Linked DNA regions of Homo sapiens: region 1 is linked to region 2. A link is a loop called in an ENCODE intact Hi-C map of the cell type or tissue named here. Cell type or tissue: endothelial cell of umbilical vein. All regions are shown on one strand. Each heading gives the region's core, and the rest is flanking DNA. Links, peaks and the distances in the headings are about the cores only.

Region 1 (16,276 bases), core at 5,114-13,113, 54 kb before region 2:
CTCAGTTTTTTATTTATTTTATTTAGTTTATTTGTTTTTGAGACAGAGTCCCACTCTCGCCCAGGCTGGAGTGCAGTGGCATGATCTCGGGTCACTGCAGCCTCCCCTTCCCGGGTTCAAGCGATTCTCCTGCCTCAGCCTCCCAAGTAGCTGGGATTACAGGCGTCCGCCACAACACCCGACTAATTTTTGTATTTTTAGTAGAGACGGGTTTCATCAGGTTGGCCAGGCTGGTCTCAAACTCCTGACCTCAAGTGATCCGGCGGCCTCAGCCTCCCAAAGTGCTGGGATTACAGGCATGAGCCACCGCGCCTGGCCAGACAGGAAACATTCTAAATTTAAAAAGACCAGGCATGGTGGCTCACGCCTGTAATCCCAGCACTTTGGGAGGCCGAGGCAGGCGGATTGCTTGAGCTCAGGAGAGCAGCCTGGGCAACATAGGGAAACCCTGTCTTTACAAAACAAAAACTGAATATTTCTTTTTTTGTTTTAATTTTTATTTATTTATTTTTGAGACAAAGTCTCACTCTGGTCACCGAGGGTCCGGAGTGCAGTGGCACAATGGATCACGGCGCACTGCAGCCTAGACCTGCGCCCAAGCGATCCTGCTGCCTGAGCCTCCCACCTAGCTGGAATTACAGGGGTGAGCCACCACGCCGGGCTAATTTTCACTTGTTCTTTTTTTGTGTGTGTGACGGGGTTTCGCTCTGCTACCGAGGCTGGAGTGCAGTGGAGTGATCTCGGCTCACTGCAAGCTCCGCCTCCCGGGTTCACGCCATTCTCCTGCCTCGGCCTCCCGAGTAGCTGGGACTACAGGCGCCCACCACCACGCCCAGCTAATTTTTTGTATTTTTAGTAGAGACGGGGTTTCACCATGTTAGCCAGGATGGTCTCGATCTCCTGACCTCGTGATCCGCCCGCCTCGGCCTCCCAAAGTGCTGGGATTACAGGCCTGAGCCACCGCACCCGGCCGATAATTTTCACATTTTTTGTAGAGATGAGGTTTACCATTTTGCCAAGGCTGGTCCCAAACTCCTGGGTTCAAGTGATCCATCAGTCTTGGCCTCCCAAAATGCGTTTCTTTGTTGTTGTTGTTGTCTGAGATGGAGTCTTGCTCTGTCTACCAGGCTGGAGTGCAGTGGCGCAATCTTGGCTCACTGCAACCTCTGCCTCCCGGATGCAAGCCATTCTCCCTGCCTTAGCCTCCAGAGTAGCTGGGATTACTGGAGCCTGCCGCCACACCCGGCTAATTTTTGTATTTTTAGTATAGACGGGTTTTCACCATGTTGGTCAGGCTGCCCTCAAACTCCTGACCTCAGGTGATTCACCCGCCTAGGCCTCCAAAGTGCTGAGATTACAGAGATTACAGGCGTGAACCGCCGCGCCCGGCCGAAAATGCTGGTATTACAGGCATAAGCCACTAAACCCAGCTGAAAACCTTTTTAAATTGAAATCATTGTGATAGTGGGAGACACTTAGGAAATCCACCATGTCCCAATTTCAGAATGATCAAGGAATCTATGTAGTCACTAGAACTAGTTCTTGGCCTTTTTTTTTTTTTTTTTTTTTTTTTTTTTAGACAGAGTCTCACCCTATCGCCCAAGCTGGAGTGTAGTGGTGCGATCTCGGCTCACTGCAACGTCCACCTCCCGGGTTCAAGCAATTCTCCTGCCTCAGCCTCCCAAGTAGCTGGGACTATAGGCGTGTGTCACCAAGCCCAGCCAATTTTTTGTATTTTTAGTAGAGACAGGGTTTCACCGTGTTAGCCAGGATGGTGTCGAGCTCCTGACCTCGTGATCCATCCGCCTTGGCCTCCCAAAGTGCTGGGATTACAGGTGTGAGGCACCATGCCTAGCTAGTTCTTGTCCTTGATAAGGATATGATATTTATTTCATTTTTTTTTTAAGACGGAGTCTCTATCGCCAGGCTGGAGTGCGGTTGTGCGATCTCAGCTCACTGCAACCTTTGGCCCCTGGGCTCAAGGGATTTTCCTGCCTCAGCCTCCGGAGTAGCTGGGACTGCAGGCATGCGCCACCACGCCCAGCTAATTTTTGTATTTTTAGTAGAGACGGGGTTTCACCATGTTGGCCAGGATGGTCTCGATCTCTTGACCTCGTGATCCGCTCGCCTCGGCCTCCCAAAGTTCTGGGATCACAGGCATGAGCCACTGCGCCTGGCCTATTTCAGTTTTATAAATCTATTTTAGCCAGCAAGGTTGGGAAAAGAAAGGGCTATTTTACAATAAAGTATATTTAAATTATTACCAATTCATTTGTTTTGTTTTTCAGAGGAAATAAAAGTAATCTAGATTTATTTTTGGAATTTTGCACATTAGATACTGACAATTTGAGTAAAAATAATATTTACTGAAGGCATTATACACAAAGATTTTATAGTTCCTGAGTATTGCTGGATAGATGAATATAAAAAGGAGTAGCTTAGAACATATAAAGGCTACAGGAAGCCTGGAGACTGTTATAAAATACCTTATTAGAAGACTAAGAAAATGTATCCCTCAGATCAGAACAACCAGGCAGACACATGAACAAAAACGCTGCATGTCTAACTAACAAAGAAAAGGGCCATCGTGTCTGTGCGTGTGTGTGTGTGTGTGTGTGTGTGTGTGTGTGTGAGGGAGAGAGAGAGAATGTCTTCTATCTAGGAGCTGGTGAGGGGATTGTCTACCATCTTTTAAAAGTAAAATAAAATTGCTGATGTAAGACTTTGGAAAAGCCACAAAGTTCATCAAGGTAAAATAAAAAAAGTGCAAAAAAGATTTCATGGAACATCCTTGTAAGCACTACAAAGAAAGTGATGAAAACATTTCTTTATTGTGTATCTAATTTGTCATCTAATAGTATATAGTCTTATTTTTCTGTATTTGTCTCATCTCTACAACTAGACTATAAATATATTGAAGGCAGAAACCATCATCCTTTAATTGAACATAAAGGCTAAGAAATGAAAATCATTGGCGGGAGGGGCAAAAGAGATAGGGTACTAAAAGCCAATATTGAGCATCAATGATGTGCTAGGCATTGTTCTATTTATATCCCCATATAAATCCTATGAGGTGGGCATTTTTACTATCTTCATTGGTTTACAGATAAATAAACGGAACAGAGATAAGTAATTTGCCCAAGGCTACACTGTTAAGTGGCAGAGCAATCTCCTACCCACCATGCCATTCTGCCTTTCCAAGGAACACAAAATGAGTTTAAGAGATTTAACGGCCGGGCACAGTGGCTCATGACTGTAATCCCAGCACTTTGGGAGGCTGAGGCTGGTGGATCACTTGAGCCCAGGAGTTAAAGACCAGGTGGGCCAATATGGTGAAACCCCGTCTCTACAAAAAATACAAAAATTAGCTGGATGTGATGGCATATACCTGTAGTCCCAGCTGCTCGGGAGGCTGAGCTCGGGAGGAGGATCTGCTTGAGCCCAGGTAGCAGAGGTTGCTGTGAGCCTTGATCGTGCCACTACACTCCAACCAGGGCGACAGAGTCAGACCCTGTCTCTAACATACAAACAAAAAAAGAGATTTAACAAGGTCTTCTGTGATTAAGTTCTGATAGCATCATCCACAAAGTCAAGGTTCAGAGGAGGCTGAAGAGGTCCGGGGAGGCTCCATGGAGGATGTAGATCTTAACTCAGGTCTTAATGAGTAAAATACGAGTAAGTAGGAAGGAGAGAGAGAACACGGTGAGTAGAGTCAGGAAGTGAAGCAAAAGATGCTTTGTGTTGTTTTTTTGTATTCCCCAATACGCATGAAATGAATGAATAAAAGTTTCTTTTTTTTTTTTTTTTTTTTTGAGACGGAGTCTCGCTCTGTCACCCAGGCTGGAGTGCAGTGGCGCGATCTCGGCTCACTGCAACATCTGCCTCATGGGTTCAAGCGATTCTTCTGCTTCAGCCTCCCTAGTAGCTGGGATTACAGGTGTGCACCACCACACCCAGCTAATTGTTGTATTTTTGGTAGAGACAGGGTTTCACCATCTTGGCCAGGCTGGTCTTGAACTCCTCACTTTGTGATCCACCCACCTCAGCCTCCCAAAATGCTGGGATTACAGGCGTGAGCCACCGCTCCCGGCCTCAAAAGTTTTTAAATCAAAAGCAAGAAGCCAGAGAGAATTAGTAGGAGCTCCTGATGTCATGTTGCAAAAGATGACAGATATTTTATTTCAGTCTTTTTTTTTTTTTTTTGAGACAGAGTCTCCCTCTGTTGCCCAGGCTGGAGTGCAGTGGCACGATCACGGCTCACCACAACCTCCACCTCTCAGGTTCAAGCGATTCTCCTGCCTCAGCCTCCCCAGTTGCTGGGACTACAGGCACGCGCCACCATGCCCAGCTACTTTTTGTGATTTTAGTAGAGACAGGGTTTCACTATGTTGGCCAGGCTGGTCTCGAACTCCTGACCTCGTGATCTGCCCACCTCGGCCTCCAAAAGTGCTGGGATTACAGGCGTCAGCCACTGTGCCTGGCTATTTCAGTCTACTGAAGAAGAAACTAGGAAGATTCTCTATTCAAATAATCCTTTGAAGCTTATAGTTTAGGAATATTTGCTTATATCGTGGTTAATACACAGAGTGTTCCAAGTTCCAAATGATAAAAAAGACATGTAGTAACATTATTGGACGAAATCTACTCAATAATTTGGAGAAACTTACATTTTCAACATATACTTCCTCTTTTCCAACTCTGTTTTACTTCTCTTTTTAGGTGGCATGCTGCTAAAACAAACATGACAGCTCACCACAGCCAGAACTAGAACAACTATACTACAGATACAGAGCTGTTTTTTATGGCCTTCAATGTATTACTTTGTCAGAGATTCTTTGCATGTCTAAATACAATCTTGCTCACTCTGGAGAACTAGGGAGCTGTGCTGTTCCCTTTATAGAAATGGTGTCACTTTTCCCTGGATAGGTTAAGCTTGCTTCTGTGTTCAGTGATGCTACTTTATTAGAGAGACACCCACTCACTAGATGAGAAAGTCAGACTTGGCAGTCATCAGGGTTTTATCTGAAGTTACTCTTGTAAATGGGAGTTATGTTGGCAAATAGCTGGTCCTCTGATGCAGGGCTTAAAGACAACACAGATTACATTCTTTAACCCAAATTGCACACACATCCCCAAATTCTGTCTGTCCTTTCAGACCAACTGAAGGCCATTTGGACTTCTTACAGCTTTCCCTGACCACTCCAGCCAATAGTTTTTAAACTCACAGCAGTTACTTGTAATACTAATCTGATACAATCATATTCTTTTGTTATCTAAGTAGTTACTGTCATTATAGCATCATTTTAAGGAGCAGCAAGCATTAATTTAATACCCACTTTGAAAGGACTCATGTTTCCCCAATGAGACCATCAGCTCTTCAAGTGCAGAGATCATATTGTAAAAAAAAAAAATTTTTTTTTTCAGATGGAGTCTTCTCTGTCGCCCAGGCTGGAGTGCAATGGCATGATCTTGGCTCACTGCAACCCCCGCCTCCCTGGTTCAAGCAATTCTTCTGCCTCAGCCTCCCGAGTAGCTGAGATTACAGGCGCATACCACCACACCTGGCTAATTTTTGTATTTTTAGTAGAGACAGGGTTTCACCACGTTGGCCAGGCTGGCCTCGAACGCCTGACCTCAAGTGATCCACTTGCTTCGGCCTTCCAAAGTGCTGGGATTACAGGCGTGAGCCACCGTGCCTGGCCGTAAAAAAAATTTTTTTTAAAGAGACGGGTTGGCAAGGCACGGTGGCTCATGCCTGTAATCCCAGCACTTTGGGAGGCCGAGGCGGGCAGATCATCTGAGGTCGGGAGATCGAGACCAGCCTGACCAATGTGGAGAAACCCCATCTCTACTAAAAATACAAAATTAGCCGGGCGTGGTGGTGCATGCCTGTAATCCTAGCTACTCAGGAGGCTGAGGCAGGAGAATTGCTTGAACCCAGGAGGCGGAGGTTGCAGTGAGCAGAGATTGCACCATTGCACTCCAGCCTGGGCAACAAGAGCGAAACTCCATCTCAAAAAAAAAAAAAAAAAGAGACGGGTCTCAGCCTGGCGCGGTGGCTCATGCCTGTAATCCCAGCACTTTGGGAGGCTGAGGCAGGTGGATCACAAGGTCAGGAGACTGAGACCATCCTGGCCAACATGGTGAAACCCCGTCTCTACTAAAAAATACAAAAATTAACTGGGCATGGTGGCATGCACCTGTAGTCCCAGCTACTCGGGAGGCTGAGGCAGGAGAATGGCTTGAACCCGGGAGGTGGAGGTTGCAGTGAGCCGAGATCGCGCCACTGCACTCCAGCCTGGCGACACAGCGAGACTCCATCTCAAAAAAAAAAAAAAAGAGAGACAGGGGTCTCACTATATTGTCTAGGTTGGCCTTGAACTCCTGGGCTCAGTGATCCTCCCGCCTCAGCCTCCCAAGTAGCTTGGACTACAGAGGCATGCCATGGTGTCTAGCTTGTATTGCACATTTTTAAAGACCACATAGTTCCCTTTGAGAGGTGCTAAACAGATACCTTTTAAAACAATTGAATTAAACCCCAAAGAGAACACATCTAAGAGACTGAATTTCCCCTGCCTCAATCTTGCCCCTGCCACTTTTATTTATTTATTTATTTTTTATTTTTTGAGATGGAGTCTCACTCTGTCTCCCAGGATGATCCCAGGTGGCACGATCTGGGCTCACTGCAACCTCTGCCTCTGGGTTCAAGCAATTCTCCCACCTCAGTCTCCTGAGTAGCTGGAATTACAAGCACCCGCCACATGCCTGGTTAATTTTTGTATTTTTTAGTAGAGATTGGGTTTCACCATGTTGGCCAGGGTGGTCTTGAACTCCTGACCTCAGGTGATCCGCCCACCTCAGCCTCCCAAAGAGCTGGGATTATAAGCGTGAGCCACCGCACCGGGCCCACTTTTATTGTATATTATAATGAAAAGATGGATAGCTGTTTGCTCTTTTAAAAATATAGACTTCATAGCCGGGCGTAGTGGCTCATGACTGTAATCCCAGCACTTTGGGAGGCGGAGGCAGGTGGATCACGAGGTCAGCAGTTTGAGACCAGCCTGATCAACATGGTGAAACCCTGTCTCTAGTAAAAATACAAAAAAATTAGCTGCGCCTGGTGGCAGGTGCCTGTAATCCCAGTGACTTGGGAGGCTGAGGCAGGAGAATCACTTGAAACCGGAAGGCGGAGGTTGCAGTGAGCCGAGATTGCGCCACTGCACTCTAGCCTGGTAGACAGAGCAAGACTCCATCTCAAAAAAAATAAAAAATAAAAATAAAAATATAGACTTCACCAGGTATGGTGGCTCCTGCCTGTAATCCCAACACTTTGAGAGGCCAAGGTGGGAGGACTGGTTGAGACCAGGAGTTCAGGAGCAGCCTGGGCAGCATAGTAAGACCCCATCTCTACAAAAAAATTTAAAGATTAGCTAGGCATGGTGGCACTTGTCTTTTGTCCCAGCTACTCGGGAGATTGAGGTGGGAGGATTACTTGAGCCCAGAAGGTCGAAGCTGCAGTAAACTATGATCATGCCAGTGCATTCCAACCTAGGTGATGGAACAAGACCCTGTCTCAGAAAGTACATATAAAATAAAAAATAGCCGGGCGTGGTGGCTCACGCCTATAATCCCAGCACTTTGGGAGGCCGAGGTGGGCGGATCAGGAGGTCAGGAGATTGAGACCATCCTGGCTAACACAGTGAAACCCCGTCTCAACTAAAAAGACAAAAAATTAGCCGGGCGTGGTGGCGGGCGCCTGTAGTCCCAGCTACTGGGGAGGCTGAGGCAGGAGAATGGCGTGAGCCTGGGAGGCAGAGCTTGCAGTAAGCCGAGATCGCGCCACTGCACTCCAGCCTGAGCCACAGAGCGAGACTCCGTCTCAAAAAAATAAAAAATAAAAAAATAGGCAGGGTGCAGTGGCTCATGCCTGTAATCCCAGCACTTTGGGAGGCCGAGGCGGGCGGATCACGAGGTCAGGAGATCGAGACCATCCTGGCTAACACAGTGAAACCCCGTCTCAACTAAAAGGACAAAAAATTAGCCGGGCGTGGTGGCGGGCGCCTGTAGTCCCAGCTACTGGGGAGGCTGAGGCAGGAGAATGGCGTGAGCCCGGGAGGCAGAGCTTGCAGTGAGCAGAGATTGCACCACTGCACTCCAGCCTGGGGCTCCCTCCGTCTCAAAAAAATAAAATAAATAAAAAATATATAGAGAGATTTCAAAGAAAATTTTTACCTCTTTCAGAAAAGTGCTTCTATAAATTAAGATTGCCAGATTCCTAAGTCAAAGACCTAGAGAAATAGATATAGTCTAATTTGTAGAGATAATATATAATATTAACTGAGCAATTACTATGTGCTAAGAACTATTCTAACTAATCACTTTATGGGGCATATATATGGCACATACACATTTGTACATGTTATTTATATCTGTATGACACTTTTTTTCTTTAGTTATCTTATTATTTTACCCAAGAAGGTAAATAACTTGCCCAAGGTCTACAGATCAGACAGACACAAGCCCTAATTGGGGGACAATGTATGGGGTAGCTCTTTGTGTGTTAGAGTTCACACTCAGAGCATGGAGGGCTCTGAGCCAGATTAAATACAATCAGGATGTAAGGTAATGAATGGAAAGACAATAGAGTTCATGGATAATTTCCTTCAATATGTGTGCAAAAGAAATGAATGGTGATTGGAACAATGTTAAAAGTTGACCATGTAGGTGAGTAGTGTCAAAGAAGAATGGCTGCTAAAAATGAGAGCTTTTAGTGGCCAGGCATATGGGGTAAGGGTTAGCCTTAGCTTAAAGGGAAACTACAATCTTTATAGCAGTAAGATAAGAATCTTTTTTTTTTTTTCTTGAGTTGGAGTCTCAATCTGTCGCCCAGGCTGGAGTGCAGTGGCGCAATCTTGGCTCACTGCAACCTCCACCTCCCGGGTTTAAGCTATTCTCCTGCCTCAGCCTCCTGAGTAGCTGGCATTACAGGCACCTGCCACCACGCCCAGCTAATTTTTGTATTTTTAGTAGAGATGGGGTTTCACCATGTTGGTCAGGCTGGTCTCTAACTCCTGACCTCGTGATCCGCCCGCCTCGACCTCCCAAGGTGTTGGGATTATAGGCGTGAGCCACTTCACCTGGCCCATAAGAATCTTTTGTATCTTGCAGTGATACTGACTGATTTGGTCAATTAATTAATAAACCTTTACTGAACAGCTACTATGTTTAAAGTACTGTGCTAAATACATGGAGTTATATACAGAGGCAAAAGATATGGTCCTAATTCCTGCTTAAGGAATCACATATAGGCCAGGCATAGTGGCTCACACTTGTAATCCCGGCACTTTGGGAGGCCGAGGCAGGAGGAATGCTGAACCCAGGAGTTTGAGACCAGCCTGGGCAAGAGTGAGACCCTGTATCTACCTAAAATTTGTGTGTGGAGTTGGTGTGTGGGTATGTGTGTTGTTTTTTTGAGACAGTCTCACTCTGTCGCCCAGGCTGGAGTGCAGTGGCACAACCTCGGCTCATTGCAGTCTCAACCTCTCGGGCACGAGTGATCCTCTCACCTCAGCCTTCCAAGTAGCTGGGACTACAGGCACATGCCACAATGACCAGCTAATTTTTGTATTTTTTGTAGAGACAGAGTTTTGCCATGTGGCCCAGGCTGGTCTCAAATTCCTGAGCTCAAGTGATCCACCAGCCTCAGCTTCCCAAAGTACTACGATTACAGGCCTGAACCAACACATCCAGCCCCCAAAATTTTTTAAAAATTAGCAAGGCGTAGTGGCATGCGACTGTGGTCCCAGCCTCTCAGGAGGCTGAGGTGGGAGGATTGCTTGAGGTTGCAGTGAGCTATGATCACACCACTGCACTCCAGCCTGGGCAACAGAGTGAGAACCTGTCTCAAAAACATTTTTAAATATAATTTGAGATGGGGGTCTTGTTCTGTTGCCCAGGCTAGTCTCAAAATCCTGGCATCAAGCAATCCTCCCACCTTGGCCTCCCAAAGTGCTAGAACTACAGGTGCAAACCACCTTGACTGTCCTAATCTCTATTTTACAGATGACCAAAACCAAATCTCAGAGACAGGAAGTAATTTGCCAAAGTTCTCATAGCATTTGCAGAACAAGGATAGTGAACTCAGACTTTATTGTTACCCTAGGTTCTTATAGAGATATAATTAGTAACGAAAGGTAGTATTTACCAAGTGGCAAATTAATGGCATAGGCAATGCATATTTTTTGCTGTAATATGTTTACAAGTTCAAGGTCTAAATGCTAACTAGAACTTTTCCTGGGGAATTTTCAGGTGCAGAGGGACTTTCCCAGTTGTCTCCTCAACTGCTTTAGCATGAAAACAGAAAATGGTCTCGTCTCTGTGCACCTGTGCCACCTCAATCATACACATCACACGTGCTCTTGATATGTCTAGTTCGGTAGTTCTGAAAGTGTGTGGTCTTCGGACCAGCAGCACCTGGAAACTTGTCAGAAATGCAAATTATCGGGCCCACTGCCTGCCCACTGAATCAGAAACTCCGGGGGTGGAGCCCAGCGATCTGTGTTTTGATAAGCACTCCAGGCGACTCCAGTGTACCTTGGGGTTTCAGAACCCATGGTCTGTCTCATGGCTCTCCAGAGAGTCTGTGAACTCCTGGAAGGCAGAGCCTGTGTCCTTGCAGTTTTTGTTTCCCTAGCATCAAGACTTGAACACAGTGGATATTAATAAATATTTCTAAAACTGAACCACAGGAGTGAATATGGCTCGGCAGAAAACCAACATCCCATTATCCTACTCTTTTCATATGATGATTAATACTTTTAGGTTTACTTTATGTAACGGATTGAATTGTGTCCCCCAAAATTCATGTAAAAGTCCTAACTCCCTAGTACCTCAGAAAATATAACTGTATTTGGAGATAGGGCCTTTAAGAAGTAATTAGGGTAAAATGAGGTCATATGTGTAGACCCTAATGCAATATGACTGGTATCCTTATAAGAAGAGGAGATGAGGCTGGGTGTGGTGGATTATGCCTGTAATCCCAGCACTTTGGGAGGCCAAGACGGGCGGATCACGTGAGGACAGGGGTTCGAGACCAGCCTGGCCAACATGGTAAAAGCCCATCTTTACTAAAAATACAAAAAAATTAGCTGGATGTTGTGGTGGGCACCTATAATCCCAGCTACTTGGGAGGCTGAGGCAGGAGAATCACTTGAACCCAGGAGGCAGAGGTTGCAGTGAGCCGAGATCACACCACTACACTCCAGCCTGGGCGACAGAGCAAGACTCTGTCTAAAAAAAAAAAAAAAAAAAAAAAAAAATTGCTTGAGGCCAGGAGTTCAAGACCATCCTGGGGAACATAGTGAGACCCCGGTCTCTACCAAAAAATAGATATTTTTTAAAATAACCAGGCATGGTGGTATGCACCTGTAGTCCCAGCTACTCAGGAGGCTGAAGTGGGAGGATTGCTTGAGCCTAGGAGTTCGAGAGTGTAGTGAGTCATGATTGTACCACCGCACTCCAGCCTGGGATAGAGTAAGACCCTGTCTCCAACAACAATAACAAAGGGGAAAAAAAAAAAAAAGAAAATACAGGGAGGAGAAGACAGCCATCTGCAGTCAAATGCTCTACCCCTGAGAAGACACCTGTCTACAAGCCCAGGAGAGTGGCTTCAAAAGAAACTGACCCTACAGACATCAGGACCTTGGACTTCTAATCTCCAGAATTGGATCAAAATTTAATTTCTGTTGTTTAAGGCATCCAGATTGTGTAGTCCTTTGTTATGACAGCTCTAGCAGACTAATACACTTTATGAAAAATTTTACACCAGGCACAGTGGCTCACACCTGTAATCCCAGCACTTTGGGAGGCCAAGACAGGTAGATCGCTTGAGCCCAGGAGTTCAAGGCCAGCCTGGGCAACATGGTAAAACCCTGTCTCTATAAAAAAATACAAAAATTAGCCAGGCTGATGGCACATACCTATAGTCCTAGCTACTCTGGAAGCTGAGAAGGGAGGATCACTTGAGCCCAGGAGGTGGAATTTGCAGGGAGCTGAGATTGTGCCACTGTACTCCAGCATGGACAACAGAGCAAGATTCTCTGTTTTTCACTTTTTTTTTTTTTAAGACAGATTCTCAGTCTGTCGCCCAAGCTGGGGTGCGGTGGCATGCGATCACAGCTCACTGCAGCCTCCACCTCCCCAGGCTCAAGTGATCCTCCTGCCTCAGCCTTCCAAGTAGCAGGGGCTCCAGGCATGTGCCACCATGCCTGGCTAATTTTTGTATTTTTTGTAGAGATGGGGTTTCACCATGTTTCCAAGGCTGATCTCAAACTCCTAAGTTCAAGTGACCGCCTGCCTCAGGCTCCCAAAGTGCTGGGGTTACAAGCATGAGTAACTGTGCCTGGCTAAGACTCTGTCAAAAAAAAAAAAAAAAGAAAGAAAGCGAGAGAGGAAGAAAAAAGAAAGAAAGAAAAAGAGAGAAAGAAAGAAAAGGAAGGAAAGAGAAGGAAGGAAGGAAAGATGAAGGAAGGAAGGAAGGAGTGAGCCAGGCGCGGTGGCTCATGCCTGTAATCCCAGCACTTTCGGAGGCTGAGGTGGATGGATCATGAGGCCAGGAGTTCGAGACCAGCCTGGTCAACATGGTGAAACCCCGTCTCTACTAAAAATAAAAAAAATTAGCTGGATGTGGTGGCGGGCACCTGTAATCCCAGCTATGTGGGAGGCCGAAGCAGGAGAATCGCTTGAACCTGGGAGGCAGAGGTTGCAGTGAACCAAGATCACGCCGTTGTACTCCAGCCTGGGCAACAAGAGCAAAACTCCATCTCAAGAAAAAAGAAAGATTTTACAAAAATACTGACTCTGAAATCCAATAACTCCCATCCAAGCCCAGCCTATGACAAGAAAATCTTATTTTTGGGTGAGTGTTAATAGTCTTTAGATATTAGCTATTAAAGTGTTCAAGAAATTACTCTCTTTTGTTTTTTTTTTTGAGACAGAGTTTCACTCTTGTTGCTCAGGCTGGGTGCAATGGTGCAATTTCAGTTCACTGCAACCTCTGCCTCCCGGGTTCAAGCGATTCTCCTGCCTCAGCCTCCCGAGTAGCCGGGATTACAGGCACCCGCCACGATGCCCAGCTCATTTTCTGTATTTTTAGTAGAGACAGGGTTTCATCATGATGGCCAGGCTGGTCTCAAACTTTTGACCTCAGGTGATCCACCCACCTCGGCCTCCCATAGTGCTGGGATTACAGGCATGAGCCACCGCACGGGGCCAGAAATGACTCTTTCATGCTCAACATGAGTACCGGTTTTGGAGTCAGACAGAGGTGGGTTTCAATCCTGACTTGGCCACTTAGGAGTTGTGTAATTTTAAATTCTAAAGACTCAGTTTCCTCATTGTAATTTGAGGCTAATAACAGCTCTCTCCTAGATATAGCTCAATAATTGGCAATTATATCATAGGCACTCAGTACGGGGTGATTTAAAAACGATAATTAACTAAATTACTTATATTGGTCCTCTCTGGGAGATGGGATTACTGTGAAATTTTACTGTAATATTTGAATCAATTCAACACACATATAGTACTATGGTGACTTTTTAAAAGACCATACAAAATGGCAATAGTTTTCAAGGCAAAAAAAATTGAAGACTCCAGGATAATATAAATCAAAATAAGAATGTCAGAGCCCGGCCAGGTGCAGTGGTTTATGCCTGTAATCCCTGCACTTTGGGAGGCTGAAGCCGGTGAATCACCTGAGGTCAGGAGTTCAAGACCAGCCTGACCAACACGGTGAAACCCCATCTCTACTAAAAATACAAAAAATTAGCCGTCGCGTGGTGGTAGGCGCCTGTAATCCCAGCTACGCAGGAGACTGAAGCAGGAGGATTGCTTGAACCTGAGAGGCTGAGGTTGCAGTGAGCCGAGATTGCACCGCTGCACTCCAGCCTGGGCAACAAGAGCAAAACTCATCTCAAAAAAAAAAAAAAAAAAAAAGAATGTCAGGGGCCAAGCCCAGTGGCTCATGCCTGTAATCCCAAAACTCTGGGAGGCCAAGGCAGGTAGATCACTTGAGGCCAGGAGTTCGAGACCAGCCTGGCCAACATGGCGAAACCCTGTCTCTACAAAAAATACAAAAATTAGCCAGGCATGGTGGCACACACCTATAGTCTTGGCTACTCAGGAGGCTGAGGTGGGAGGATTGCTTGAGCCTTGGAGGTTGAGGCTGCAGTGACCCAAGATTGCACCACTGCACTCCAGCCTGGGCGACAGAGCAAGACCGTATCTCAAAACAAAAAAAAGAATGTCGGAAATGTAATAGAAAGATATGACACTGGCCAGGAGCAGTGGCTCATGCTTCTAATCCCAGTACTTTGGGAGTCTTAGGTGGGCGGATCACTTGAGGTCAGAAGTTTGAGACTAGCCTGACTAATATGGTGAAAACCTGTCTCTTTTAAAAAAAATCATAATAATACAAAAATTAACCGGGTGTGATGGCGTGCACCTGTAATCCCAGCTACTTGGGAGGCTGAGGTAGGGAGAACCTGGGAGGCAGGAGTGAGCTGAGATTGCGCCACTGCACTCCAGCCTGGGTGACAGAGTGAGGCTCCATCAGAAAGAAAAGGAAAGAGAGAGAGAGAGAGGGAGGGAGAGAGGGAGAGAGAGAGAGAGAGAGAGAAGAAGGGAAAGGGAAGGGAAGGGAAAGGGAAGGTTCGGCCGGGTGCGTGGCTCACACCTGTAATCCCAGCACTTTGGTAAGCCGAGGTGGGCAGATCACCTGAGGTCAGGAGTTTGAGACCAGCCTGGCCAACATGGTGAAACCCCATCTCTACTAAAAATACAAAAATTAGCCGGGCGTGGTGGCAGGCGCCTGTAATCCCAGCTACTCGGGAGGCTGAAGGAGGAGAATTGCTTGAACCCGGGAGGCAGAGGTTGCAGTGAGCCATGATAGCGCCATTGCACTCCAGCTTGGGGGACAAGAGCGAGACTTCATCTCAAAAAAAAAAGTAAAAAAGAAAAAAAAAAAAGAAAGAAAGAACAACCAAGAATAATTGAATTATCTCAAACTGAGGAGTATAAGTAGGGATTACTGGCCAGGTGCCATGGCTCATGCCTGTGATCCCAGCACTTTCAGAGGCAGAGGCATGTGGACTGCTTGAACCCAGGTGAAACTCCATCTCTACAAAAATGTAAAAATTAGCTGGGCATGGAAGTGCATGCTTGTGGTCCCAGTTATTTGGGAGGTTGAGGCGGGAGAACGACCTGAGCTGGGGAAGCTGAGGCTGCCATGAGCTGTGATTGTGCCACTGCACTCCAGCCTGGGTGACAGAGGAGACCCTGTCTCAAAAAAACAACCACAAAAAAGTAGAGAGTATTGATTTTGTCTTTGTAGCCCCAGATCCTAATATGGCACCTGGCATTTACTATAAGTTCAACAGCTTTTGGTTGAATGAAAGAATGAGTGGCCTTCTACAAAGATGATTATTCTAATTATACAAAGACATTTCAACCCAACTATACTTACACAGGATCAGTGGCTCTGTAGCATTTTGACGTTGTGCAATCAAAACTTTAATTTTAACCTGGAAATTCCACTTTGGGGAAATAACCTAATAAAATAACCCCAAAGGAAAAAGAGTGTTGTGGTTTTTTGTTTGCTCGTTTGTTTTTAAAGAGTCTTTACTGTGGTGATATTCAAAATAGAGAAATCCTGGGATTGTCTTCAGAGCCTCCCCAACCCACATTCTACATCTCCCCTCCGGAGTTTTGACCAGACCTTCCCAGCTGCCCTCAAACTGTTCTGACCATCCTTGCCACCCTTCACCTGACTGGCCCAGTACCCCATACTTCAGACCCTTTGGGATCAGCGTTCTCATTAAAACTTATTGTCTTGTGCCTGCATGTCTTTGGGACTCTACTCAGCCAACTAATCTGATAAATTAATTTAAACTGGGATGCTAATGAGTGATAATGGCTGAATATGAGTCTACTCATGGATAACAATTGCATTTCAGCAGCACCTTACTCTGAGACATAAGTCATACATTTCAGGCATGTGTAGGGCCATTGGGAAAGATATTTTAAGATGGGGGATTTCCTCAAACCCCTCAAATTACACCATGTAGACAGCTGTCTATCCTGCATGATCTGGCCAACTTCTTGGCATCCAGTTATCAGCTCTCAGGGGACACTAGAGGAAACAGTTCTGTTCCTCTTCTTAATAGGGCTTGGAAGTAGTGACTAGACTATTTATATCACTTAAGGAAAAAGGCATTTA
Region 2 (16,276 bases), core at 5,613-13,612:
CGTGCTCAGTGAAGGTGTATGCCTTAGATAGGAGCATAGACCATTTATCCCTAAACTACAGAAGGGAAAGCCGAGCATGTGGGCAAATTCTCCCATCTCATGACTTATTGAGTGCTTGACTTGCAAGAGATCATTAAGACCTTGAGTCTGTGCTGCCTAACCTTCCTCTCCATTTTGCAGATGAGACCTAGAGGGAACTGACTTACCAAAGGACACACCAATGATTGTCATGTGTGCACCAATGATTATTTGTTTTGTTTGTTTTTGAGACGGAGTTTCGCTCTTGTTGTCCCGGCTGGAGTGCAATGATGCGACCTTGGCTCATTGTAACCTTTGCCTCCTGGGTTCAAATGATTCTCCTGCCTCAGCCTCCCAAGTAGCTGGGATTACAGGCACCCGCCACCATGTCTGGCTAATTTTTTTTTTTTTGAGACGGAGTCTTGCACTGTTGCCCAGGCTGGAGTGCAGTGGTGCGATCTCAGCTCACTGTAACCTCCGCTTCCCGGGTTCAAGCGATTTTCCTGAGCTGGGATTACAGGTGCCTGCCACCATGCCCAGCTAACTTTTTGTATTTTTTAGTAAAGATGGGGTTTCACCATGTTGGCCAGGCTGGTCTTGAACTCCTGACCTCATGATTCGCCTGCCTCGGCCTCCCAAAGTGCTGGGATTCCAGGCATGAGCCACCGTGCCCAGCCATGCCTGGCTAATTTTTTGTATTTTTAGTAGAGATGGGGTTTCACCCATCTCTACTAAAGGGATTGGCCAGGCTAGTCATTATTAGAGGCAGAGCTGGAAACAGAATCCAAGACCTTTCTTGCACCACCTAGCACATTAGGGTTCTCTCTGTGCTCAGATGTTCTACCCGCCCCACCTGTGCTCTGGGTAGTAGATGCATAGTGTAGGGGCCTCCAAGAAGACATTGGAAGAAGAAAGTGTAGAACCGAGCAAACTTCAGAATAGGATCAATAAGCCATTGGGTTAGGTGATTTGAAAGTCTACTGATGAGTCTAAGGGATCTCCCTAGATGTATTTAGGAGTAACTGAGTCATTGTAAGGAAAGCTATAAACTGGTAAACTGGACTCAGAAAAATCTGTCAAAATGCAGAAAGAGGATAGTGTAAATCCAAGTGCAAACAGAAGGGCGTGGATCCTTCTGGGATATAGATTCCTGGTTTCAAATGTTCCATCAAGCTTTGTTTCCTGATGTGGGGTTTGGAAACATAGTCCCTTTAAGCTTAGATGGAGTTGAATGCTGCTACTCTATTCAGGACTGGATGATGAGTTTCCAGAAGGGAGAGGCCGCAACAAAAGAGGCACAAACAAGCTGGTCCCATGAAGGAGCCAAACACCAGATTTCACCTTGACCTCCAGGAAACTTGTGAAACCACTGCATTCTCTTTCCCCTAATTCCACTCATTTCGAAACATTCTCTGAGCTGTTGTGCGAGGCACTGTGCTTAGTGCTATAGGTATGACGGGTAAGCGAGAGGTGGGGGGTGGTATACAGAACAGATAAACTGAAGGAGGTCCCACCTTCCAATTTTTACAGGCTTCTAGTAAGAATGAGCGATTCACACATTGGACTGTGATTTCATGCCCACTACTCAGTCTCCCGATTACTCATTCTGCTTCTCATTTAGCTCTGTGTTGGACAGAGGGGGCGTGTAATATGGGGGGAGTCTGTGTCTCTAGTCACTGCAAAGATAACTAACTCCCTGACTGTGGATTCAAAGATATAAATTATAAACTGCTATTGGGTACAAATTATTCCCATGTGAGCTTGTTGAGCGTGATCCACTTATCTCTAGGGCTGATCGCTAGTTAAATCCTGCCCAAGTAGCTGAAAGCCTGTTTGTTTTACGACAAACAGGAGACAGGGGCCCTTGCTGAAATTCCTGGTGTAGGATTGAACCTTAAGCCAATGCTCTAATATGTTTGTTTGGAGAATTCTTAAGTGGGTACGGTCTGTAACAGCTGTCTTCTGCCTCTGCACCAAAGCGGTATTGGAAGAGACCCACAAGGTCAGGGTTCTGACTTCCAACACTCAGGCTGTTGAGGATAGGTGGAGGAGATGAGCTAGAATGTCACCAAGAGATAATCCAGGAGACGCTTCTCTGAAGAAATTACCATGATCTCTTCATTTCTGCAGCCCTTTGCAGTTGTTTTCGAAGCATTTGCATTATCACTGATTTCATGGAATCCTCACATCGCCCCACGAAGTAGGTGGAGCAGGTTTTATTATCACTGTTTTGCAGCTGAAGAGACTGAGGCCCCAAGAGGTGGCATGACTTGGCCCAGGTCACATGGCTAATAAGCAGTTGAGCTGGAGCTCGAGTCCAGGTCTCCTGACTGTGAGTCGAATGCCCAGGTGTCAGCCAGCCATTCCTCGGCGGCTCAGCTGCCTCCTCAGCCCCCTTGGCTCTCAGATGAGAGGCCTGGGGTGAGAGCATGGGCTTCACTCCCAGGATGGACTGGGTTTGAGTCCCACCTCTGCCCTAACTAGCTGTCTGACCTTGGGCAAGTTGCCAAACCATCTCTATGCCTCTGTTTCCTTGTCTGCAAAATGAGCAAAATAACAGTACCTCCCTGTCGGGTGATTTGGAGGAGTAAACAAGATATTACAGAGAGAACAAAACACAATGTCTGGCATGGTGCAAGGCATCAATAAATGCTATATTACCCGCTCCCCAAAGCCTATTCTCCTCAAAGACGCAACCCAAAAGAGAATACTCAAGAATCTTGCAGGCCAGGCACCGTGGCTCATGCCTGTAATCCCAGCACTAGCACTTTGGGAGAATGAGGCAGGAGGATTGCCTGAGTTCAGGAGTTCGAGACCAGCCTGGGCAACAAGGCGAAACCTCATCTCTACAAAAACTACAAAATGGGCCTGGCGCGGTGGCTCACGCCTGTAATCCCAGCACTTTGGGAGGCCGAAGTGGGCAGATCACCTACATCGGGAGTTTGAGACCAGCCTGACCAACATGGAGAAACCCCATCTCTACTAAAAGTACAAAATTGGCCGGGCATGGTGATGCATGCCTGTAATCCCAGATACTCGGGAGGCTGAGGCAGGAGAATCACTTGAACCTGGGAGGCAGAGGTTGCAGTGAGCTGCGATTATGCCATTGCACTCCAGCCTGGGCAACAAGAGCAAAACTCCATCTCAAACAAAAAACAAAAATCAAAAATCAAAACTTAGCCGGGTGTGATAGCATGCATCCTGACCCTGGAGTTCGAGGCTACAGTGAGCCAAGATTGTGCCACTGCACTCCAGCCTGAGTGTCACAGTGAGACCCTGCCTCAAAAAAAAAAAAAAAAAAAAAAAAAAAAAAATATATATATATATATATATATATATATATATCTTACAAAAGGTTCCCTGATTTCCTTCCTTGTCATTTCTTGCTCTTCCCCCACCCCTCACTTTGTGATAATGCTACATCAAATTTGGACGGGCCAGGCACAGTGGCTGATGGGGCACAGTGGCTCATACCCATAATCCCAGCACTTTGGGAGGCCGAGGCAGGCAGATCACTTGAGGTCAGCAGTTCGAGATCAGCCTGGCCAATATGGCAAAACCCCATCTCTACTAAAAATACAAAAATTAGCTGGGCATAGTGGTGCACGCCTGTAATTCCAACTACTTTGGAGGCTGAGGCATGAGAGTTGCTTGAACCCAGTAGGCAGAGGTTGCAGTGAGCCAAGATCACGCCACTGCACTACAGCCTGGGTGAAAAACAAAACAATGATAATAATAATTTGTACATCTCTTTTTACTTTTCTTTTCTTTTCTTTTTTTTTTTGAGACGGAGTTTTGCTCTTGTTGCCGAGGCTGGAGTACAATGGTGCGATCGCTGCTCACTACAACCTCCACCTCCTGGGTTCAAGCGATTCTCCTGCCTCAGCCTCCTGAGTAGCTGGGATTACAGGTGCCTGCAACCACAACTGGCTAATTTTTGCATTTTTTTAATAGAGACAGGGTTTCACCATGTTGGCCAGGGGCTGGTCTGGAACTCCTAACCTCAGGTGATCCTTCCGCCTCAGCCTTCCAAAATGCTGAGATTACAGGCGTGAGCCACTGTGCCCAGCCTCTTTTTACTTTTCTTTCTTTCTTTTTTTTTTTTTAGACAGAGTTTTGCTCTTGTTCCCCAGGCTGGAGTGCAATGGTGCAATCTCGGCTCACTGCAACCTCTGCCTCCTGGGTTCAAGCAATTCTCCTACCTCAGTCTCCCGAGTAGCTGGGATTACAGGCATGTGCCTCCACACTGGCTAATTTTGTATTTTTAGTAGAGACGGGGTTTCTCCATGTTGGTCAGACTGGTCTTGAACTCCCCACCTCAGGTGATCCACCTGCCTCGGCCTCCCAAAGTGCTGGAATTACAGGTGTGAGCCACTGTGCCGAGCCCTCTTTTTACTTTTCTTTTTTTTTTATTTTTTATTATACTTTCAGTTTTAGGGTACATGTGCACAACGTGCAGGTTAGTTACATATGTATACATGTGCCATGTTGGTGTGCTGCACCCATTAACTCGTCATTTAACATTAGGTATATCTCCTAATGCTATCCCTCCCCCGCTCCCCCCTTTTCACTTTTCAAAGTGCTTCCCCTCTCTTGGGATCCTCCCGTCAACCCTGTAAGATAAATAGAACCCGAAATCTTCATTCTCTTATTTCAAGTGAGAAAACCAAGGTAAGAGAGGTGAATTGACTGCACTAAGGCAACACCCCTGTTAGCCGAGGAGCTGGGACTCTTCTTTCAGTGTTGATTCCTTGCCGGAAATCTTTGATGAATTGTGTGGGTTTCCTTTCCCACCTTTGACATATAGTAGCTAGGGGACCTCATGGACTTTCTGCAAACTCAGGATTATCTTTGAGAACCCAAACAGGGAGGAGAAAAGTGGTTTGCCTCCACGAGACTCCCCGATCCCACTCGATTTCCCTGCACATCAAGACCTGGGCCTGGGGATTGGAAAGGTAACCTAAGGTAAGGGGTAAATTCCATCTGCAGCCAAAGACCAGCTCTGAGCTGGCTTCCCATGAGCAGGGGAGGGTGGAAAGGTCAAAAGGGTGGTGCTCTTCCTGAGAGTCCAGCGTCGGCTCTGCCACTTGATATCTGAGAACACCTCGAACAAGGCAAGGTGCACCTCAGTTTCCTCATCTCTAACAGGAACACTGGATTAGATAATGTCTCAGCTGACTTCCTGATAACACAAAAGAATTTGCTTGAGGATAACAGTGACACATTATGGACCACTTTTAGAAACTTTTATTATGGAAAATTTCAAAGAAATTCAAAGTCAACAGAACAATATAATGAACCTCCATGTATAGATCCCCCAAATTCAGCAATCATCAGCATTCTTTCTTGTTTCATCTCTACCTCCACCACCTTGCCCACGTGATGGTTATTTCTTTTCCTCTATATGTGGTGGGAAGGGTTTGCTTTGTTGCCCAGGCTGGTCTCCACCTCCTGGCCTCCAGCGATCCTCCCACCTCGGCCTCTCAAAGTGTTAGAATTACAGGCACCTGCCACCGCGCCCAGCCTGGTTATTTAATGATTATTATTATTTTTGAGACAGAGTCTTACTCTGTCACCCAGGCTAGAATGCAGTGGCACGATCTCGGCTCATTGCATCCTCCACCTCCCAGGTTCCAGTGATTCTCGTGCCTCAGCCTTCTGAGTAGTTGGGACTGCAAGCGCATGCCACCACACCCAACTAATTTTTGTATTTTTAATAGAGACAGGGTTTCGCCATGTTGGCCAGCCTGGTCTCAAACTCCTGGCCTCAAGTGATCCTCCTGTCTTGGCCTCCCAAAGTGCTGGAATTACAGGCATGAGCCACCACGCCTGGCCAGCCTGGTTATTTCTTATAGTTCTTTTTTTTTAACTTCTAGTGAAATTTACATACCTTGAAATGCAGAAATCTTAACTGTGTAATGTTGACAAATGGAACCACCCATGTAACCAATGTCCATCATTGGCAAATGATGTACATTGTATTATGTACAAAGTACATAATATGATGTACAAAGTATTAATATAACTGAATTTATTAACAAATTAAACATTTAAATATGACTTTAGCACACTAGGGGTTAGCAAATACTCTCTTTTTGGGGCTGGCTAAGTTAGCACCAGATCTGCAGTCTTAAGTCATTATTTTCCTTCCTGCCTCTACCCATGCTGTCATCCTTGTGTGTCCCTGGAGCTTATGGCTTTCTCCTGCATGCACCTCTATTATGAGGCTTTTATTGTCTTGGCTACAAATTCTTATAAACTTGTTTTTTTTTTTCTTTCCTATACATTTATCCTTCTCCAGGTTTTTTCTTTTTTTCTTTTATGTTTCTCTCTTCTATAACCTCTTTCTCATTCCTGTTGCTGTTTTCTCCTTTAGAGTTCTTAATTTTCTGTGTTCACCCCACCTTCTCTGATCTCACTGTCCTGTATCTTTTGGTCTATTTATATGCTGGACGTTAGACACTGAGCCATAACCCCAAGGTCCAGCCCAGGGCTAGGCACTTAGTCAACAGTGAGTGAGTGAGTGAATGAAAGCGAAGGACGACATAGTCTGAAACCACCTGCAATCTGGTTACAGTAATGTGGTCAACTAAGGAACCCTAACTCGTTACCCTGGACCACATCTTTCTCTTTGCATTGAGCAAGAAGCTATTTATCTGCCCCCTTGGAAGCTCCAGCATTTGAAAGGAAGGAGGCTGATTTCCTGACAAAATGTGACCCAAAGGACCATCCTCCTCCTACTCCCCATCATTTAAAAAAAAAAAAAAGAGCAAGCAGGGGCTATCAGGGATACTTCCTGTTTTCCTCTCTTGAAAGCATCCTGGATAGATGAAACTGAAGGATCAAAGGGACTGCCTCCTCTGGGGCCTGGGGACTGGCAGAATGGCTTTTAACCCTCTGCTGTCTCCCACATGTGAGTGGCATGGGCAGTTGACGTCTTATATTTCCCTAGTAGATTTTGACTTCTTTTGGGCAGGGGCCTTGGCATTCATTCATTCGTCAAACATTACTGTACCTACCAAATCCCAGGCCTTGAGGATCTGGGGATATAGAGATAAATATGACAGTGTCTGGCCTCATTCATCTAACAGTAATGATCCCATGTGCTAACATGATCAAGTATTTTCTCCCTGTGAAGCTCTTACTACATGCTTTTCATGCATTTGGTCCTCACAACAAGCTGATGGGGTATTCTTGCCCCCATCTTACTGACAAGAAAAGCAAAGCTTCTGAAAGTAAAATAACCTGACACAGGCATGTGACTGGTAGGTGTCAGGCCTGGGGTTAGAGCTGAGCGGTCTGAGCAGAAACCATGTTTATGGCTGATACACTAGCCTGACCCTGGAGACCTGCCTCCGTGTTTGAAACATGGTAGTGACTTTATTGCTAGTAATTTTTACAAGTGCATTTTATCTCTAGGCTTGGTCAGGTGGCTTCTGGTGAACAGGTTTGTTTACATCCGACTTACTGTATCATATTGTATTAGAGCATAGGTGAGTCAGCTTGCGGCCCCCTGAAGAGTGACAACAAGGCTGGAAAAACCAAGAGGCAACCTTTGGCCCTATTTGAGGAACGAAGAGAGCGTCAGGCTCTTGCTTCCCCTCTCTCATTTCTGGAATAGATCAGATTCCACAGATTTGTTTTGCTTTTTGTTTTGTACTGCATTTTTTTCCAATCCTGGAAAGAAAGCCGAGGGAGGTTGGGTGCGGTGGCTCATGCCTGGCAGCCCAGCACTTTGGGAGGCTGAGGTGGGCGGATCACTTGAGGTCAGGAGTTTGAGACCAGCCTGGCCAACATGGTAAAACACCGCCTCTACTAAAAATACAACAATTAGCTGGGCGTGGTGGCAGGCGCCTATAATCCCAGCTACTTGGGAGGCTGAGGCAGGAGAATTGCTTGAACCCGGGAGGCAGAGGTTGCACGGAGCCGAGATTGCGCCACATAGTGAAACCCTATCTCAGCTAAAAATACAAAAAATTAGCCGGGTGTGGTGGCGGACACCTGTAATCCCAGCTACTCAGGAGGCTGAGGCACAAGGATTGCTTGAACTTGAGAGGCAGAGGTTGCAGTGAGCTGAGATCATGCCACTGCATGCCAGCCTGGCCGACAGAGCGAGACTCTGTCTCAAAAAACAAAACAAAACAAAACAAAAAAGGAAAGATATTTTCTCCATTTTTTCCGGAGAGGAATCGAGGCTCAGAGTAGTTAGTTAATATACCCCAAGTCACACAGCTAGACAGAGCCAGGATTTGATCCTAGGTTTGACTAACTCCAGACCCTCCACTTGAATTATTCTACTTCCCTGATGCTAAAGTTGGCAGAGAGAGGAAGAAACTCCCTTCCTGCTGAGGTTCCTGACAAACAGTAGGGGCAGGTGAGGGTAGCAAGTAACCCTGAGATCTGCTGGTTAGGGACGCCTGGCACAAAAGGATCTTAAGATGCCTCTGATTCTGCAATTCTATCTCTTTAAGACCCAGAGTTCCCATGCCAAGCCTGCTCTGTGATCCTCAGAGATTTCAGGGGTGGGGAAACTGGATTGAATGCGCTGACATACAAGCAAAAAAAGACCTCAGCATTTTTGCCTCGCCTCGGTGGCTCCGGCCTTTTTTTATTTTTTTTCCCTCTCTCATTTATTTATTACTATGCTATTCCCTGGCCCTGCTGCTGTGTCAATACTGATAAAAGCAAATCACCCCACAAACAGGTGCAGCTGGGAGCTGCCCCTTGGACAGCTGCCAGGGAAATGTGATCGCTCAGCTGGGGTGACCTGCCCCGGCCCAACCCCCTCTCAGGTTCCAGCCCAGGGCATGTGTCCTTGGGCAGTTAATGTTGGTCCACATGTCACAGCCCTGGTATCCCAGTTGGCATCATGGACTTGTGCTGGTGTGTGTGGTTTGGGTGGGGTGGGTATATGCAGGAGAGAAGGGAGGCTCCCAGGAATTTATTTTCTCTTTCGGTTTCTTCCAACAAATTCAGAAAATACAATGTCACCAAGTCCCCCTGCAAGAATTTGAAAATATTTCCTAAGAATATCACTGCCTTATTTGCCTAGGTAAGAAATATTTTTTCCCATTCCCAAATTCACACACACATGCAGTGTAATGATCCAAAAGAAATTTTCTGAGTATCTCCTAGGGCTTAGCTGTGAGTTCACCTAAATAAACATTTTGTGAGCCAACCCTGCTATCCAGAATGCATTTTGATGCTACCAAGCCATGTGACTTTGACTCTGGCTTGGAAAGATTTTATTTCATTTCCCCTCCCCCATTTCAGTGTTTTGTCCCCAAGCATCATTTCCCCACTTCCCTAGGGCACCAGCCTTTCCGGAAATGCCCTAGCTCTGCGTGCAGCCTCCGCCTCCCGGTGTGGAGAAGGCGGTGACAGCGCCGCGCCGGAGCCGCAAGGCGGGCCTGGGCGGAGGGCGAGGGGCCGGGGCGGCCGGGCCAGGCTGCCCGCCTGCCGCAGAGCAGCGCGCAGCTCGGGGAGGGAGGAGGTTGCCATGCAAATGACGCGGCGTCCTGCGGGCCCCCCTTACCCGGGGGCCCTCTGGTTGCCAAAACAGAGCATTCCCCAGAACAGTCGCCTGGAAACGAGCGCTGTCATAGCAGCCTTGAGCTCAGTAGCAGCGAGCCAGCTGTGCTGCCACGAGGAGCTGGGTCAGGATGTTCAGACCTCCTCAGCACCCCCTCCCCACCCAGTCTCCACCTCGGGGAAGGGAGTGGTGGCTTGGGCCACCGTGGAGGGGAGGGAGGGCACTAATTGGATTGGAACACTCCTGAAACACATCAGCTGCTCCTCCCTGGGGGAGGGGGAGGAGGAAAGCTGCAGACTGTCTTTGTGATCGGCTCAGCCTCTCCCTCCCAGCAGCCTCGCCCTGACCTGGTCCTCACTGGCCTCTGCCCACCTATCGCTGTCCTGGGGCACAATGGCAAGATCTTTGTAAAATGGAGGAGGCAGACACCGGATCAGATAATCACCAAAATGAAATTCAGCCTTGATATGAAGGGTACCGTGGTGATGCTACCGGGATCTGACCTGGTTTGGAAGGGTTAGGGAAGAATGCAGGTTTGCCACAGCTCCCACGTACTCTAACTACTTCATCCCTTAACAGCCCCCCGTCTTTCCAGCACCTTTTCTCATCAGCTCAGCTATGCCAACCTGGTCTTCCTTAAACCTTGGGAGCATTTGCTTTTTCCTATTTCATTTGGCACCCAGAGAGCTGCTCATCATTTAAGCGTGTGTGTGCTCACCAATTAAACTACAATATAAACTTTAAGAGGCAGGACCCATGTTATCATTGTCATGGCCCACCTTGACCATGAAGAACGAGACAGGCCAGGCGCAGTGGCTCACGCCTGTAATCCCAGCACTTTGGGAGGCCGAGGCGGGCGGATCACGAGGTCAGGAGATGGAGACCATCTTGGCTAACACGGTGAAACCCCGTCTCTATTAAAAATACCAAAAAATTAGCTGAGCATAGTGGCGGGCGCCTGTAGTCCCAGTTACTCAGGAGGCTGAGGCAGGAGAATGGTGTGAACCCGGGAGGCAGAGCTTGCAGTGAGCCGAGATCGCGCCACTGCACTCCAGCCTGGGCGACAGAGTGAGACACCATATCAAAAAGAAAAAAAAAAAAAAAGAACAAGACAGAGTTTTACAGACCTGCTTGAATTTAGGTGCCAGTGATCTTTGTCAACATAGTCATCACCCTGGGAGGCCTCTGGCGTTGCCTTTGCAACAACTGTTTTAGATTGGCCTTCAGAGACTAGTAAAACCTCTCCTGGGACTAGGGAGGGGAGGAGATTCAGTGACAGCCTGAGTGACAGTAAGCAAACAGGTGGGCTACAGAGAAAGTGGACGACTACTCAGGACACATCGAGCGTTTCATGTGGTCCGGAGGCTGTACGCCAGAGCTTACAGGTGTGACTTAAGCATGTATGTGCAAGGGAGTCCCCTTCCTTCAAATTCCTAAAGGGCCTTGGGAGTCTTATGTACCCAAACAGCAAGTCTTCATTCAACCTTGCTTGGTAAGGCAGCATGTAAATGTGCAATCTCTCTCTCCTCCCTCTTCCTTTCCTTTCTAGTGTATTGAGTTCTGCTGTCTGCCAGGCACTGAGCTAGGCACTGGAGGTTCAGAGAATGATTAAATTAGTATTCTGTATTTATGAGAAAAAAAAATCCTAAACCATATGTAGGGGGCGTTTGCCTTGCCTACAGTCACCAGCATTTTTTGATCAACTTTCCTATTTTGGGTTTTTCCCACATCATAAATCCCACTTCCCCAAAGTAAAGGCCAGAAACTGACCTTCCCAGATGTCCTTGCAACTAACATGTAAGCAGGTGACCTAAGTTCCACCGATCAGATGCACCCACATTAGATTTTTTTTTCATTTTCTTTTTCTTTTTTTTTTTTTGAGATGGAGTCTCGCTGTGTCGCCCAGGCTGGAGTGCAGTGGCTCGATCTCGGCTCACTGCAGCCTCCGCCTCTGGGGTTCAATCAATTCTCCTGCCTCAATCTCCGGAGTAGCTGGGACTACAGGCACGTGCTGCCACACCCGGCTAATTTTTGTATTTTTAGTAAAGACGGGGTTTCCCCATGTTGGCCAGGATGGTCTTGATCTCCTGACCTCGTGATCCCCCGCCTCAGCCTCCCAAAGTGCTGGGATTACAGGAGTGAGCCACTGCGCCCAGTCTTTTTTTTTTTGAGATGGAGTCTTGCTCTGTCGCCCAGGCTAGAATGCAATGGCATAATCTCGGCTCACTGCAACCTCCACCTCCTAGGTTCAAGCAAGTCTCCTGCCTCAGCCTCTCAAGTAGCTGGGATGATAGTTGTGCACCATTACGCCTAGCTAATTTTTGTATTTTCAGTAGAGACAGAGTTTTACCATGTTGACCAGGCTGGTCTCGAACTCCTGACCTCAGGTGATCTGCCCACCTCAGCCTCCCAGAGTGCTGGAATTACAGGCTTGAGCCACCACACCTGGCCTGTTTTTCCTTTTTTAGACAAGGTCTTGCGTGAACTCCTGGTCTCAAGCGATTCTCCATCCTGAGCCTCCCGAGTAGCTAGGACTACAGTTCTACAGTTGTGTACCACCAACGACATGAGTTGTTTTTTGTTTTTTGAGATGGGGTCTCACTCTGTCATCCAGGCTGGAGTGAAGTGGCACAATCTTGGCTCACCACAACCTCCGCCTCCCAGGCTCAAGTGATCCACCTCAGCCTCCTGAGTAACTGGGACCACAGGAGCGCACCACCAGGCCAAGCTAATTTTTTGTATTTTTAGTAGAGATGGGGTTTCACCATGTTGCCCAGGCTGGTCTCGAACTCCTGAGCTCAAGTGATTGTGCCCAAATTGGCCTCCCAAAATGCTGGGTTTACAGGTGTGAACCACTGGCTTCACATGAGATCTTGATTTGGAAGAAAGCAATTGAGGAAGAAAGCATCCTGGGGAAGGGGGCTTTCCATCCTCTGAACCCCACACCCATGGTTGTGCCCATCACTCAAAGGCATGCACTTGCCTCGTGTTGCCTTGTGACATGGTTCCTATTGTTACCCAACAGTCCTATTTTACCTTGAGCAAGGATGACATGCACATTTGTGACTCATTTCATATTGTTCTGCCCTCTCCCATCTCCAGACTCCCAGAGGCACTGACTGTCCCATGGCTGGCATGTGCAGTGCAGCTATTTTTCACATGGGCACAACCCATCACCCAGCATACCGTCAACTCCATGGTGTCTTGGGATTGCAACTTATGTGATTTTTGCCAACCCCCTTTCCTACGGCTTTACAAGAAATAGGATTTTATGATATGCCTGTGGAAAATGAGAATCATATTATTTATTTTCAAATTGATGACTTTCTCCATAATAAAATTATAAGCACTTGCAGACATAGCCCATTCATTCATTCATTCCTTCAGCAGTAAATGAGTGCCTATGGTATGCCTGGCATTGTGTTGAGTGCTGGGACAGAACTGAGTACAGCACAACTCCTCCTTACAATATGTTAGTTTATTAGCAAAAAACAGATACAGGCTGGGTGCCATGGCTTAAGGCCTGTATCCCAACATTTTGGGAGGCTGAGGCCTGAGGATTGCTTGAGCCCAGGAGTTAGAGAGCAGCCTGGACAGTACAGGGAGACCTTGTCTCTGCAAAAAATAAAAAAATTAGCCAGGTGGGGTGGTGTGCACCTGTAGTCTCAGACACTCAGGAGGCTAAGGTGAGAAGATCACTTTAGCCCGTGAGGTTGAAACTGCAGTGAGCATGATCATGCCACTGCACTCTATCCTGGGTGTCGGAGCAGACAAATAAGTGGGGGAAAGGTGGTACAAGCACTCTGATGGCCAGTGTGCAGGGTAGAGAAGGGAGTGGTTGGTTGGGCGCAGAAAAGACTCTTTCATAGGCACAACATCAAGTGCTTATTCTAGGACAGCTTTTTTCTCAGGACTTAATGTATATTCATTCACTTAATCTTCACAACAGCAATAAGGCAGGTGTTTTTTTTTTTTTTTTTTTTTTGTTTGTTTGTTTTTTTGTTGAGACGGAGTCTTGCTCTGTGGCCCAGGCTGGAGTGCAGTGGCGTGATCTCAGCTCACTGCAAGTTCCGCCTCCCAGGTTCACGCCATTCTCCTGTCTCAGCCTCCCGAGTAGCTGGGACCACAGGTGCCCGCCACAACGCCCGGCTAATTTTCTGTATTTTTAGTAGAGACGGGGTTTCACTCTCGATCTCCTGACCTCATGAACCGCCACCTCGACCTCCCAAAGTGCTGGGATTACAGGTGTGAGCCACCATGCCTGGCTTTTTTTTTTTTTTTTTTTTGAGACAAATTCTCACTCTGTTGCCCAGGCTGGAGTGCAGTGGCATCTCAGCTCATGGCAACCTCTACCTCTCAGGTTCAAGCAATTCTCCTCAGCCTCCCGAATAGCTGAGATTACAGGCACCCGCCACCAAACCTGGCTAAGTTTTGTATTTTTAGTACAGACAGAGTCTCACCATATTGACCAGGCTGGTCTCAAACTCTTGACCTCATGATCTACCCACCTCAGTCTCCCAAAGTGCTGGGGTACAGGCGTGAGCCACTGTGCCCAGCCAATACCGTATCTTACAGGTAAGGGAACCAAAGCCCTGAGAGGTGTAATGTCTTGCAGGGTTGCACAGCTGGTGAGTTGCAGAGCTGGGATGTGTCCTCCATACTCTAACATCCATGTGCTTAACTGCTGCACTGCACTGCCTTGAGCAGATTCTGGAAGGTGAAAAATTAGTGATCACCAGGGATCTTTACAGGCTCAGGGCATGGAGTGGCTGCCTGTTTTGTTCAGCTGGCACATGGTGCACTGGGAAATGGTATGGTGTAGAGGGCGGCCATCCAAAATACTTAAAAGTGATAGGTGAGAACTCAGTACCACAAGCTGGGACTTCAGTTGTTCTCTTTGTTCCTTGATGGATAATTTCACTTCTTAAGAGTGGTTGACCTAGACAAAATTGTAAGGTTGGCAGAATGGGCTTCTCCCTAGGCAGATAGAATTTGCTTTGGAATCTCAGGGACTTGGGTTCTGGTCCCCACTCTGCCACTGACCAGCTGAGTGACTTTGGGCAAGTCACTCAACATCTCTTAACCTCGGTTCTCTCCACTGGTAATTGAGAATAATAACCTCATAGTGCTGACATAGGATTAAATGAGATAATGCATGTCAATCAGCTTAGAATGCAAACAAGCCAAAAGTAACATTTATTCAATTTTTAAGTTCACAATATCTCATCTACAACTCCAAACACCTAAAAGCTCTGAAAACGAAACACATTTGGCAACAAAACCTGAGATTTGAGTCTCACTCTGTCACCCAGGCTGGAGAGTGCAATGGCACGATCTCGGCTTACTGCAACCTCCGCCTCCTGGGTTTAAGCGATTCTCCTGCCTCAGCCTCCTGACTAGCTGGGATTGCAGGCACTCGCTATCATGCCTGGCTAATTTTTGTATTTTTGTAGAGATGGGGTTTCACCATGTTGGCCAGGCTTGTCTTGAACTCCTGACCTCAGGCGATCCGCCTGCCTCGGCCTCCCAAACTGCTGGGATTACAGGCTTGAGCCACAGCACCCAGACAAAACCTGAGTTTTTTTTATTCCCACCTAGTGTGAATTTTCCATGTACTTTTTTGCAGGAATATTAAAGTATTTGTTTAAAGTATTTGATGACATCCCAGATTCTGCTGGGGGCTTTGCAAAATATGTGGCATGGCACTGTGTTCCTTTTCTAAAATCCGAAAGACTCTGCATTACAAAACACATCTGACCCAAAGGCATCAGGTAAGGGATTTTGACTAGCATTATCTCATCTCTAGACCACTCTCTCCACTCCCAGTCCCCCTCTTACTCTAACTGTTCAAATGGCCATTGGGCATCTAGAATCAACCCTTCTCTGCAAAAGAAATACACATACATCCATATATCCTTTGGGTCTCTCCATACACCTGTCTCCCTCAGCCAAGCTCCTTTGCTCCCACTATTTCTTCAGTCCTGATTTTTGCCAACCTCATTGAATTTAAATGCCCCCATACCCCTCTACCCCCACGCCCTGGTCAAGAACACAGATTTTAGAGATGGTGCCTTCTCTGAACTACTTTGGTAGTATAGGCCCGGCCAGTCGTTACTGCCTGTGGGCTGCAGAATTATTCCAAGAAGCTCTATGTCTATTTGAACTCCAAATACTATCTGCCAACTGTGTAAGTAATGTCTGGTGTATAACTGTGCTACTCCTTTTCAGCTGTGCTGAAGGCCTGATTGTTTTTTGTCACTATGAATTTTCCCCGTTTACCAAAGCCCAGAATAACAGCTTCTCTCCTTTGCAGGGCTGCAGTCATTTCCAAAGGGAACAAGGGGTCTTCATGCTGGGGCAGGTTACAAACCACTGAGCTGGGCTGTCTTGGTAGTGTGCCATTCCTCCTTGGTGGGGGGGAATCATGAGACCTGAGGTCAAGTTCCAGCTCTTCCCTGGCTGGTTAGATGATCTTGGGGGCAGGCCCTTGTGACTTGGAAAGCTTTGGTTTCCTCATTCTGGAGCAGAGATCATGAAAATTATTTGGCAGGATTGTGAAGAAGATTAAATGAGATAATGAAAGGACTTTGAAAACTGTGAGGTGTTGCACAAATGGAAAGCTTGTTGTCATCTTACACAAATTGTCAACTTCTTTTTTTTTTTTTTTGAGACGGAGTCTCTCTCTGTTGCCCAGGCTGGAGTGCAGTGCCGCGATCTCGGCTCACT

What was found. Hi-C counts contacts between places; a loop is a spot of excess contacts. Peaks named below come from ENCODE experiments on the same cell type or tissue, not always from the same donor. Only the 100,000 strongest peaks of a DNase experiment are listed, where the experiment ranks them.
Region 1: a loop joins it to region 2, with 3 times the contacts of the local background. A loop is called at or near these places in 29 of 110 quality-filtered maps.

What each region holds. Positions count from the first base shown.
Region 1 is chr6:37,149,800-37,166,075 of GRCh38, reverse strand. No RefSeq gene overlaps it. Among named protein-coding and RNA genes, the nearest start is that of PIM1, 12 kb to the left of the region's middle. In endothelial cell of umbilical vein, for the core only: no CTCF peak of the experiment used is centred there; a DNase peak (open chromatin) is centred at 8,635; H3K27me3 peaks cover 469 bases.
Region 2 is chr6:37,095,952-37,112,227 of GRCh38, reverse strand. No RefSeq gene overlaps it. Among named protein-coding and RNA genes, the nearest start is that of PIM1, 66 kb to the left of the region's middle. RefSeq lists a cis regulatory region at 1,744-2,568, silencers at 6,471-6,530, 9,346-9,525, 9,536-9,675, 12,341-12,635 and enhancers at 8,858-8,907, 9,154-9,761, 9,762-10,369. In endothelial cell of umbilical vein, for the core only: no CTCF peak of the experiment used is centred there; DNase peaks (open chromatin) are centred at 8,717 and 9,487; H3K4me3 peaks cover 696 bases; H3K27ac peaks cover 1,839 bases.